Linked DNA regions of Homo sapiens: all the other regions are linked to region 1. Evidence: chromatin loops called from intact Hi-C (ENCODE). Cell type or tissue: heart left ventricle. All regions are shown on one strand. Region 1 overlaps HSD52 (a long non-coding RNA gene). Region 2 has its middle 48 kb from the start of LINC01358. Region 3 has its middle 6.6 kb from the start of LINC01358.

Region 1 (4,000 bases):
TAAGAGCCCTGCTTCAGACCCAACCTGCTAAGACATTGTTTTCTCCACTCATTCTCTGCTTTGAACCCTCCAGATCCCATACTTTCTACTGATTATATCAGACGTCTTCTGCCAGGAGTGTTAAGATCCCCCGTGACCACTAATTTATCTTCTCACTGCTTGCCTGGGCCTTTCTCTGAGCTTGGCAACCCCTTCACCATCTTATCCACCTACGTTATCCATCCACCCATCCATTCCGCCACCCAAATTACCCACCTATCTACTACCATCCCTTCAACTACCTACTCACCCATCCACCTCCCCACCCACCTTTCCATTCATCCATCCATTTGTCCACCCAGGCATTAAATTAACATTCACCGTGTATTTATCACCCTCCAGTCACCATATAGAACACAGACTTGGACAAGAAGAAAAGCTGGTCTCCAACTCCTTGTAATTTTTAATCTACAAACGGAAATCAGATAACTGAAGAACTGTACTTTGTGGCAGAAGATATTTTGTGTCATATGGGTGCTATCACAGGCTTCTAAATTAAGCTTCAGGGAATCTGAACTTCTTAAAATCATAAGCAAAATTGTGTGGGTGAGAGGGTGTGTGTGGTGCCTCTTTATATATATATGGGCGTTTCTCAAAGGAGAGGCTCCACGGCTCTGTGATATTGTCAAAGGGGTTTTCCAGGAAATACCAGGGGCCGGGTAAGGAAAAACCCAGGGAAGAAATAGCTTTAGTTTAGGGCTTTAAAGGGAGGAAAATGGAAACTAACATTTATTTCAGACCCACTATGTGCCAGGTAAAACTTCTAGTGTGGCAACCCTAGATATGTCCTTGTTTGGAATATGGGAATGGGTGGGAAACAAGTTGGAGGAAGCTAGCCTTTATTGAGTACTGGGCCAGGCAGCATCATTTTATTTAATGCTTACAGTAACGTTTCAAAATAGGTACAGTCATGTGCCACATACTGTTTTGGTTAGTGGCTGACTGCATATATGATGGTGGCCCCACATGATTATAATACCATATTTTTATGATTATAAGATTATAATACGTTTTCTATTAATTTATAGATGCATGAATATTATTGTATTATAATTCCCTATAATATTCAGCAACGTAACATGCTGTATAGATTTGTAGCCTAGGTGTGTAGTAGGCTACACCATCTAGGTTTGTGTAAGTACACACGATGATGCTTCCACAACGACAAAGTCACCTTAAGGACACATTTCTCAGAATGAATCCTCGTTGTTAACTGTCACATGGCTGTATATTATATGTATCTTACGGAGGAAGACACTCAAAGAGGTAAAGCAAGGCCCACACCCCACAGCCTCGAGGCGTAGAATAAAAAAGATTTGAACTGAAGTCACTTGGGCTCTAGGGCCCATGATCTCTGCATCCCTCCCAGGGCTTCCTGTGGATCAAGCATGTCACTGTGTAAGTGCTTTACACTGTAAAACACCACTCAGTGTAAGAGAAGATGCTGTTGTCTGTGCTTTGAGAACATTAAAAGGGTTTTACAAGCCTAAGGAATTGCTGTCATTAAATTTTCAACAACCTCCAAAAAGAATGACCTTTTCCTGGAGATTCAGCCTATGTAAAAGGTCAGCGAATCTTGGTTCTCACCCAGAGAGTGTTATCACAGCAGTTTCCAGGAACAAGGCTGGGTACAGGGCAGTCACTCAGCAAGCACTTGTGGCTGGGTCTGTTGGCAGAAAGGAGCCCTCAGCCTCATGCCAGCCTCTGTGCCCCCCGACCCCTGCTGGGGTTTCTGCCTGGGGAGGGCAGGAGAGTGCTTCATCATAGCCAGCAGAGGAAGTGTCACCTCAAAACCACCCCTTTGCCTGGAGCCATGGGCCTGGCCAGCAGAATACACACTTCTATGTCCGGAAATTTCTGGAACTTTGAGAAAGCTTGTGTCCCATTCAGCTGCCCACCCAGAGTATTCCCCCTGCTGCCTAATATTCACCCACTCCTTGTGTGCATGAAGGAATTCAAAATCCCTGGACTTCTTGCAAGGGGAAAATTGAACTAAGTGACCTCTAAGTGTCCTTCTAGTCACAGAAAACTGGGATGAATTAAGAGAGAAAAGATTTTTTTCAACTAAAATTTTTTTCTCCTTCAAAGCAAGGACCATATAATTTGTTGATTTGGCCTCATCACACCCTTTACCCTCATGCTCCTGTCCATCTCCACAGCCGCCACCCTCCTCCAGAACACCACTATTATTGCCCCAAATCACTGCTTCAGCCTCCTAACAGCTCTCCCTGCATGTATCTTGTTATGTCCCAGCTGTTCTCAGAAGCCAGATTGGTATTTCTAAATGGATCTCCTATCTCGGGCCTGCTTATAATTCTTCCATTGCCGTCCTTGATGGATTTCAAGACCTGAAGATTTTTCCGACTGTTTGGCTCTCCTTTCACCTCTTCACACATTGTGCCCTTGTACCCTGTGCTCTGGCCACCTCATCCTCACCCACCCACCTTCCCTGGCTCTTTCCATGTGCTGTTGTCCCTGTTGCCTGCATCTCCAAACCCCTCCCTGCCGTAACTCTTTTTCAGCCTGCAGGGCTCAGTCACTAACACAGAGATGCTTCCCTTGAGCCCTCCCCGCTTTGTTTCTTTTTTTTGAGAGGGAGTCTCCCTCTGTTGCCCAGGCTAAAGTGCAGTGGCATGATCTCGGCTCACTGCAACCTCCGCCTCCCAGGTTCAAGCAATTCTTCTTCCTCAGCTTCCCAAGTAGCTGGGATTAAGGCACGCACCACCACACCCAGCTAATTTTTGTATTTTCAGTAAAGACAGGGTTTCACCCTGTTGGCCAGGCTGGTCTTGAACTCATGACCTCAAGTGATCTGCCTGCCTTGGCTTCCAGAGTGCTGGGATTACAGACTACAGGTGTGAGCCACCATGCTGGGCAAACCCCTAACAGAGGAAGAGGTGCCTTCCTCTGTTGTTACTGCACGCACAGTCCTCTTCACCCCATATTGTAATTTTCTGGTAAGTTTTCTGTCTCTGCCACCGGCTGTAAGCTCTGGGCAGGCTGCTTCTCTGTTTGCTGGTTTGTCATATTCTCAGGGTCTTGCCCACAAGGCCTAAGACCCTCACCTTTAAGAGGTACTCCATGAACACGTTTGCACTCCACAGAACAGGGATCTACTCAGAGCGCTGGTGAGGTTAGATTTCTTTGCCCCAGAGCTTGGAAGGCCTCACTGCAGAGGGCCCCAAATGTGGAAACCATTAGTGCCTCCTCCCTCTGCTCTTAGTGAATTTGCTGGGAAGGCAGGGGGCCATGGGAGGCACCTGAATCATATTATAGAGCTTGGAACCAAAGGAAGGCATAACTGAGTGGCCTTCCCTACCCCCAGCCCCTGTTTTTAGCCAGATGACCAGCACCCTGCCCCCTCAGGCACCCTGCCCACCTCTCTGCCAACATGTTCTGGCTGTGACAGCACCACCACCACTGCATAGGCAGGGGCAGTCACATTCAGAGTGGGTGAGGCAGAGAGTCACTTCAACCCTGACATTCTATCTGTCCCTTGTGACTCAGGTTGCCACTTACCCCTGGGGCTTCAGGACACAAGCAGGGATCACCCTTTCAGTAGATATCAGTGATATGGGGAAAAGGCCAGACAGTGGGCTGGGCTGCTGAGTCACTGAGAGTGAGTTTCCCTGCCTTCCGCTCTACCTGAGTTTGCCTGTCTATCTCAAGGGGCGTCTCTTCCCCTCTCTGAGGCCAGTGTGATTCCTGGAATGGATTTAATTCACAGCATGCAGTGGGGATATCCCTTGTCTACCTTTTTCTTTTCTCTCTCTCTTTTTTTTTTTTTTTTTTGAGGCAGAGTCTCGCTCTGTCGCCCAGGCTGGAGTGCAGTGGCATGATCTCGGCTCACTGCAACCTCCGCCTCCCTGGTTCAAGTGGTTCTCCTGCCTCAGCCTCCCGAGTAGCTGAGACTGTAGGTGCACACCACCACACCTGGCTAGTTTTTGTATTTTTAGTAGAG
Region 2 (4,000 bases), 170 kb after region 1:
ATTCAAAAGTTATGTCTATCATTGTTAACATTCTCAGCTGAGACCCAGAGAGGTCAGAGAAGGAACAAATACTTACCAGATGCTCCCTTCTAAAGAGGTAGGCAGATGACATGTGCTGGCAGTAAGGAAAGTAGATACTATCCCTCCCCTCAGAAAGCATAGACTCAAGGGCAAATTCAGGTGAATTGTATGGATGATTCTAAGACATTCTTGTGTTGAGACATTACTGTATCCAGTGGATTTATGTCAGGGCTTGCATTGCCTTCTCGTCTGCAGGAGAGCCGACCCCTTGTCCAGGTGTCCAATCATGCTTCAGGATGTCACAGGGGCTCTGATTAGCTGTTTGGGTGGGGTCCTATCAGGGTGCAAATGATGAAAAGGATCACTTCCTTCTGGGGTCAGGAATTGCATGGATAATTGCATGCACCCTGATAAGACCCCACCTGAACAGCTAATCGGAGCCCCTCTGACACCCTGAAGCATGATTGGACACTTGGACAAGGGTCTGCTCTCCTTCTGAAGACAAGAAGCCAATGCAAGCCCTGATATAAATCCACTGGATACAAAAACGTCTCAACACAAGAATGTGTTAGAATCATCCTTACAATTCACTAGCCTGGGAATAGTGCAAACCAAAACCAGACAAGAACTCTGACCTCAAAGAACATCCACTCTAATGGAGAGAAAAAAAGACATCTGAATGAATGCCCATGGTAATTTAGCATAAATTAAGTGATGTGGAAAAAAAATAAAATGGGAATGAGAATGAATGTTTGTTGGTGGCGGAGGAGGACTGCTTTCCCTAGAGTGTTTAGGGAAAGTCTCTCTGAAGAGGTGACACAGAGTGAGACCTGAATGATGAGAAGCAGGCAACCATGGGGAGATCTGGGGACACTCTGCAGGCAGGAGGAACTGCAAAGGTCCTGGGACAGGCATCAGCTGGTGTATTCAAGAGACAGAAATCAGGCCATCATGGCTAGAATGGAGGGAGCCATGGGGTATATATTTAGTAGAAGACCCAGAAGGGCCCATTCACATGCTTCAGAGAATGTAGCTTTTCCTGTGTGAAGAGGATTTAAGGACAGAATGTGGAATAAGGCAGAGGTTTTACTGTCAGAGTTAAAAGGGTAGCTTTCCTGGGAGAGTCAGCTTGATGTAAAGGGGATATCCCCACTCTGCCTCTTCCCAACTGTGTGAACTTGGGCAAGTGATTTAATCTCTCTGGACCTCACCCTCCTCCTGCATACAGTGGAGATGATGATATCTGCCTCACAGACCAGAAGTGAGACTAGACAATAAGCACTGGCTCATCCCCTTCTCCTGGTAGATAGTTAAAAAAAAAAAAAAATCACCCTGGGGACCATGGGGCATCTGGCATGCTCTTGAAGCTAGTCACTAGCAAGGTTTTGACAACTTATTTCTTAACAAATAGATCATCATCTGTCCATCTCAATGAATGGTATACTGTTCAAGCAGTACCCGTACCTCTTCAGGATCTGCACAGTTAAAACTACTGGGCTGCCCTCAGGTGATGTAGGTCCATCCAAGGACCACACTTTGATTAGCAAGGATTTAGAGCCAAGGGGCTTCCATAGCACAGACAATATTGGATCCACCACCAAAAGGTTACAAATCAACAGTATGCTTTTAGTAGTTTATTACTGAATTCATTAGATAAATAAATGTTCCTACAGTGCCTACTATGCACTAGACATCATTCTGGGAAGTAGGATTTCAGTGGCAAACATTGATCAGGGCTTGTTCTCAAACAACACTTATCCTGTAGCAGACAGCCAATTAAACAAGCAATTAAGATCATCTAAGTGCAGAGCCTGGGGGTGTCCAGTGTGTTAGCTTGAGAACGTCAGGGAAGATCTCCTAGATGAAGTGACACTAAGGTGGAGAGCTGGCCCTGAGGAGGTGTGCAGGCAGAGGGAACAGCATCACCAGGGGCCAAGGCCACCCAGCCAGTCAGAGGCACAACCCTGATTTAAATCAGGTCTCTTATCTAAAGACTTGCTCTTACTAGTATCTTCCATGCTGTATGAATCAAGTCTTGCAAAAGAGCAGCTGCTAGCTGTCCTTCCCCAGCGATGTCAGAGCAGCCACTCCCGACTGGAAAGATATCTGTTCTGAGCAGAGGTCTCGGCATCACCTGACAGGCATGGCCATTACGAAATTTGCCTCCACACCAGACATGTGGCACCACAAACACCATCCAGGCATTGCTTCAAACAACCTTCCTCCCAAAGACTCCTGACTGGGAAATGTGATTGCCCTCTGATTGCTGCTAATAATAGCCTTATTTTTTTTAAGCAACAATGAACTTTGAAACTTGGGTGATGGTAGCTGGTCACATCAGCTTGGGTGAAGTTCATCAGAAAGTAAAAGTCCAGCGACCTAGAAGTTTCCAGGACTCTCTAAGAGGGAAAGATACAGAAATTCACCTGAAACAAGGACCCTCTATGTGGCAGACAGTGTACACGCCTTATTTACATTAAGTAGAGGTGACACAGACCTGGCATGAAACTTCGAATGTAGCTGTGTGACTTTGGGCAAGTCACTTAACATCTATCAATCTCAGTTTCCTCATCTATTAAATGGGAGATGGATTCCTACCTTACCTGTCTTATGTGTGATGATGTTCATAAAATGCTAAGCTCAGTGAGTGGTACATTGTCAGCACTCAGTAAGTGAGGATGGGAAATAGTCTTATTACACCCCAGAGAGGTAAGAACAGATGAGGAGACAGATGCAAAAAGGTTAAGCGATTTCTCTAGTCTCCAAAGCAGGTAAATGATAATTCAGATTTGAAGTCAAGTCTACCTTCAAATCCTAGAATCTTTCTTCAGTTCTTCATGTTCTGTTTCTTTTAGAATTATACCCTTTGCCATCTGACTTTGCTGTGCCTCCCCCTAGAGTGGGCAAATGTGTCTTCCTGTGCAGTGATATTGGGCTTGACCATTGACTTGCCCTGGGCAAAGTTATGGGGGTGGAAACAACAGCATGACAGTTCTGGGCTGAGACCTCAAGAAGCTTGATCTGTTTCTACTTATCTCTTGCTTCTGCTCCTGTCTCATGTCTCATTTACCACCATGAAAAGGGCAAGTCTGAGGTTCTTTCAGCCTGGCCCCCAGAATGAGACAAAAGAAGCAGACTCAAACTGACCCAAAGCCCTGGGCCTGCACCTTGAACCTGAGGTATCCAGCCAACTCTCAGTGAGAAAAATAAATGCTTGTAGTTGTAAGCAACTGAGTTTCGTGTGGTTTGTTACCCAGCATGATGGTGGCAATATCTGACTAATACACTGTCATAAAAAAGTACAGCCTAGCCAGGCCAGCACTGCAAGTATTTATTGAGTACCTGCTGTGTGTGACGGAAGTAAAACAGAATTTAAAATTATTTCTACCCATGAAGATGGTTTTATCATTCTTCCTATCTCTTTTGCCAAACATTGTCATGACATAGAGTGGAAAACCACAAATCTTTATTTTATTTTTTAAAAATGAAATAAATGTTTATATGTATTTATATTGTTGAAGAGAAAAGCATAGCTTCATTAAAAGATAACGAGCAATATTGAGGCACATATTTTCTAGGAACTCAGCAGTGGATATTAGATTAGCCTACTGAGAATTTGTAAGAGTTGGCTAGTCCTTAAGGGATGGGAAGGATTTAAAGAGGCTGGACATAGCCCTCCAGCCAAATCACACAGCTTTCACCTTCAGGTTTATTTGCTGGGGTGGAGAAGAATGTGACAGACCTGAGTTCAAATCTTCAGGCTGCCAGTTTCTAGCTGTGGGACCTTGAGCAAGTCATCCATCCCTGACCTTCAGATGAGCTCCCCTAGGTTTCTTTCCTGTACCTGGAAGGGCCCCCTCCAGACCTTTGTATGCCTGTAAAGTCCTACTTGACTCCTTCTCCCCCAAGAACTAAGGCTTCTCCCTCTTTTGTCCCAGCCACACCGGACTGAAATGATCTGGGCCCAAGGGTCCTCTGG
Region 3 (4,000 bases), 130 kb after region 1:
GGGACATGACAAATTTAGGCTTGACCCTACATGGGTCCAAGGGGATGGAGGTACTTGGTGGCAGGAGGATCCAGACAATCCGTGGCACCTGGAGTTAGGGGAGGTCCAAGCTGATTTCCCTTTTATTCTCCAAGGGGATCTCTGAAGGGGACACAATTTGCTGCCTATAATAGCAGCCCCTGCCCTGTTCCAGTCTCCTCAGTCACCCTCAGACCTAGACAAAGCTCTATCCATGGTGTTCCAAGCAATGCTGGAAGCCATGTGTTCACCCTCATCACCACGAGCACATCCCCACATGGGCCTCTCTTGAAACAGGCTCAGTAAGGCCTCCTATGTCCGTCTTAAGTCTCTCCCATAGGCCAGACTCTACAATGGGTAGAAGGGATATAGTGTGAAGATGTGTACAAGCTGCTTCAGAAATACTTGGAGGGAGCAGCACTCTGCTTAGGGGAATTCAGGAAGGCTTCATAGAGGAGCTGGGGTTTGAATTGGGCCTTTAAGCATAAGGAGGGTGTTTTTTTGTTTTGTTTTGTTTTGTTTTTCCAGCTAGAGAAGAGGGAGAAGAGCACCCTAAGTCAAGGGACCAGCATGAAGCACAGAAGAGCATGGCAAGTGTTTCAGGGAGTGGCCACATGTCAAAGGGCATGTGGATGTGGCCATTGAGTGGCAGAGCAAGCCTGGGACTGGCTCAGGGAGGGCTCTGAGTGCCACGCTCCAGGTCTTGGACCAGCTGCATAGGGTGAGAGGAACATAGGTGGTTTCTAAGCAGGGAAGCAATGATACTGCGGTCAGAACACTCTTGTAGCTCTGGAGGAGATTCTTTTCATGGGGGGTAGAGAGAGTGAGATTTGATGGAGACCAGCAAGGAGGCTGTAGCACTGGTCTAGGTGAGGGGCAGTAAGAGTCTGAATGAGGCAAATGGCTGTGGGGAAAGAGAAAGGTGGACAAATTTGAGAGATATTGGGCAGATAGAATAAACAGAACTCAAGGCCTGATCAGATAAGACAGCAGAGAGTTAGAAGGACTCCAGGCTTCCTGCAAGGGCTTTTGGGGATGATGGTGTCACCAGGTGGGGAATTTGGAGAGAGAACAGATTGGGGAAAAGAGCAAAAATTCCATTTTGAACAGGGTGGGTTTGAGGTTTCTGTCTGATATCAGGTGAGATGCTATGGCACCATAGGTGGTAGCACTATCCAGAGGTGGATGGAGGGAGAGGTTGTACAGAAACAAGCGAGGCACTGAGAACCATATAACAATGAGAGAAAGAAACTATACACCATCTTTTTGAGCCTCCATGTCTCCTAGAATTCAGGATTGCTATTGGTAGAAAGATTCTTCAGTCTTCAAACCAAATATGCAGACATCAAGATTAGGTTTACACCTTCTGCCTGAAACAAACATTTACCTATCCCAGAATCCCAAGATTTTGCTAAAACATACTAGCCTTTCATTTTAAAAATCTTTATTTCCTTAAAACACAACAAATTTCAGTCTGTGGTTGGAGGCAGAAAGAGCTCAACCTAAAATGAAAGCTCAGCGTTTGAGGCAGCCCTTTTCACAGCTGGCTCTTACCTACATGATATTGTCCAAAATTCCTTGTACAAGATTAGCAGATTTTCTCTGTATTACCAATTTACATATTTTTCTTCCAGCCATCAAAAAGAGTATTTCAGGATTTTAAAATTTCCTTCTGGCATGGTACACAATAAGGAATAGCAACATGGTCCCTGGTCACCGAGGCTCCCATGTGCCTAGGAGAAAATGTTTATGGTACAATTTAGCCTGAAGCAAATCCACCGTCAGCATTTTCATAAACCTCACAGAAAGAAGAAACAAAAGCTGTTAAAATGTGAAAATAATTAGGGAAGAGACTTTCCCAGGGAACGAACATGGCCCACACTATACAGAGGGAAGAATAAACAAACTTTGGAGAGGTTATGGAGCTGTAAAACCCTTGTTTATTTCTGAAAAAAGAAATAAAGTTGGAGAAAAGCCACTAGGTCTGCATAATAATAAATCGCGTTCCAGGGGGCGGGGAAGGAGGAGTGAGACCGTAAATTCAGAGTCAAAAACAAAGCAACATTCCAGCACACGTCCCTGGTGGCGTGTGAACCTGCGCCGTTTGCTTTCTGGAGAGATCTGGCTCCTGCCAGTGTCAGTGTCCTTGCAAAGTCAAAGTACCCTGCCTGGTTGCTCCTTGGGGTGGTCACCCATCAGAAAAGCATTTGGCTTGGGTTAAGATTTCTAAATCAAGTCTTAGGGTTGTTCAACTTTCAAAAAGAAAGAAAAAAAGCAAAACACCCTAGTTCCCTCTTCTCGAGCTGAACTTTCCACAGCAGTTTCAGCGCTGACAGAAACTGCAAGGAGCTCAGTGAGGCGCGGCCAGGGCCGGCCCAGGAAGGCCCTGGAGGAAATTCCCATAGCCCGGTGCCCTTGGAAGGGGAGCTCCCTAGGCCTCTTCCCACCCTAGGCTGTGAGTAAATTTGCCTGTGAAAGGTCACAACGGTCTCTTGGCTAAGGGATTTTTCTCCAGGCAAACACCCCAGGTTTCTGGGAGAGACAGGTACCGTTTCCTGAGAAGTCAACCTCCTAGAAACACCGAGAATAACTGAAAACCCTGTGCCTTATAAAATGAGCACAGGGGTGGGGCACCAAGCTGCAGTTTTCACAAGTGGTGAAGAGCCCAATAACATTCTTTGCTTCAGATCTGTAGACTTTTTTCTGTGTTTTTAAATGGAAATTCAAGTGAAGGAATTTAATTCATTGAATATTGACTGAGTGCCTACTACCTGCGTATGCCAGCTTCAAAAGCACTGTATTATATATTCCGCATAACAATTCTGTGAGATAAATACCATTATCATTTCATATTACAGATGAGGATGAGGAAGCGGAGGATCAGAGCTTACGTGATTGGCTCAGTATCACACAGTACCACACAATAAACGGTGAGAATAGAATGCAAACTACAGCCTCTATCTTCATTTCTCTTAATCACTAAGCTCTGCAGTTTTGAGTAACAGAAGGTTCCTGCCTACAGAAGCTAACTGGTTCAAAAATACAGGAGTCGAAATTTTACTACAGTTAATTAGGTTCCCTGAGAGCTGAGTAACAATAATAACAATAATAGTGCTAAGAAATTACTAATTAATGAGCACTGACTATATATGCTCAAGCTAAGTGCTTTCCCTGTGTTATTTTAACCTCTCCACAAAAGCACCCTTTGAGGAAGCTGGTATTCCCATTTTACAGACGAAGTAACTGAGTCAGAGAGCAGATGACGATCTTCCCGAAGCTCACCCAGCTAGTAGGTGGCAGAACAATCTCAGAGTGTCAGTTAGGTTCTACCAGTGGCTCAAAGACAGGTTCATGTGAAGAGTCCTGGGGTCTTGGTGGTCACTGCAGAATATCACCTATAGGCATAATATTTTCTTTTTTAAACTTGAAATGACTAAATGTATAATTTTGTGCTAAGTCGCATGCCATCTTAACAGGTTTCTGGGATGGGCAAAAGCCAAAGACCTAAATGAAAGTATAAGGTTGAAAAAGTATGAAGGCAAAACATAAAATTAATACATCTCTATCTTTTGACTTCTTTCTCTCCTTGTAAAGTGAGTATAGAGGGTTCCTATTGAATTTCATCAGTGGGTCACATCGGTTCAGCTATTGCGTTCCACGAAAGGAGAGTTAGAACCCACCTCCACCACCCGGCCATGTTTTGTCATTCTTTAATATTAATGTAATAGCAGCTGCCCTTTTTCGAGCATCTACATATGACAGTTAGGTTTTTATCCTATTTTACAGATGAGGAGATTCTGGCTCACAGAGGTGAAGTGATCTGCTCAAGATGAAATAGCCAGCTGGTGAAATTACTGAGACAAGCACTCAGGTCCGTGGAGATTTTGTGCAGGGTTATTTCAAATCCCCCACATTAGTTCCATGCCTCATTCTTATTTCTTTATTTCTGCTATTTTTTCCCCTTCACTTGATGTCATAGTTT

What was found. Peaks named below come from ENCODE experiments on the same cell type or tissue, not always from the same donor. Only the 100,000 strongest peaks of a DNase experiment are listed, where the experiment ranks them.
Region 2: a loop joins it to region 1, with 2.0 times the contacts of the local background. A loop is called at or near these places in 8 of 110 quality-filtered maps.
Region 3: a loop joins it to region 1, with 2.2 times the contacts of the local background. A loop is called at or near these places in 8 of 110 quality-filtered maps.

The regions. Positions count from the first base shown.
Region 1 is chr1:59,139,150-59,143,149 of GRCh38, reverse strand. The region is part of intron 1 of HSD52 (a long non-coding RNA gene); the gene reads left to right. Among named protein-coding and RNA genes, the nearest start is that of HSD52, 5.7 kb to the left of the region's middle. RefSeq lists enhancers at 2,872-3,371, 3,372-3,873. In heart left ventricle, a CTCF peak has its summit at 1,751; a DNase peak (open chromatin) is centred at 1,749; H3K27ac peaks cover 4,000 bases.
Region 2 is chr1:58,970,005-58,974,004 of GRCh38, reverse strand. No RefSeq gene overlaps it. Among named protein-coding and RNA genes, the nearest start is that of LINC01358, 48 kb to the left of the region's middle. In heart left ventricle, no CTCF peak of the experiment used is centred here; no DNase peak of the experiment used is centred here; H3K27ac peaks cover 576 bases.
Region 3 is chr1:59,011,854-59,015,853 of GRCh38, reverse strand. No RefSeq gene overlaps it. Among named protein-coding and RNA genes, the nearest start is that of LINC01358, 6.6 kb to the left of the region's middle. RefSeq lists an enhancer at 2,211-2,290. In heart left ventricle, no CTCF peak of the experiment used is centred here; a DNase peak (open chromatin) is centred at 2,383; H3K4me3 peaks cover 706 bases; H3K27ac peaks cover 1,666 bases.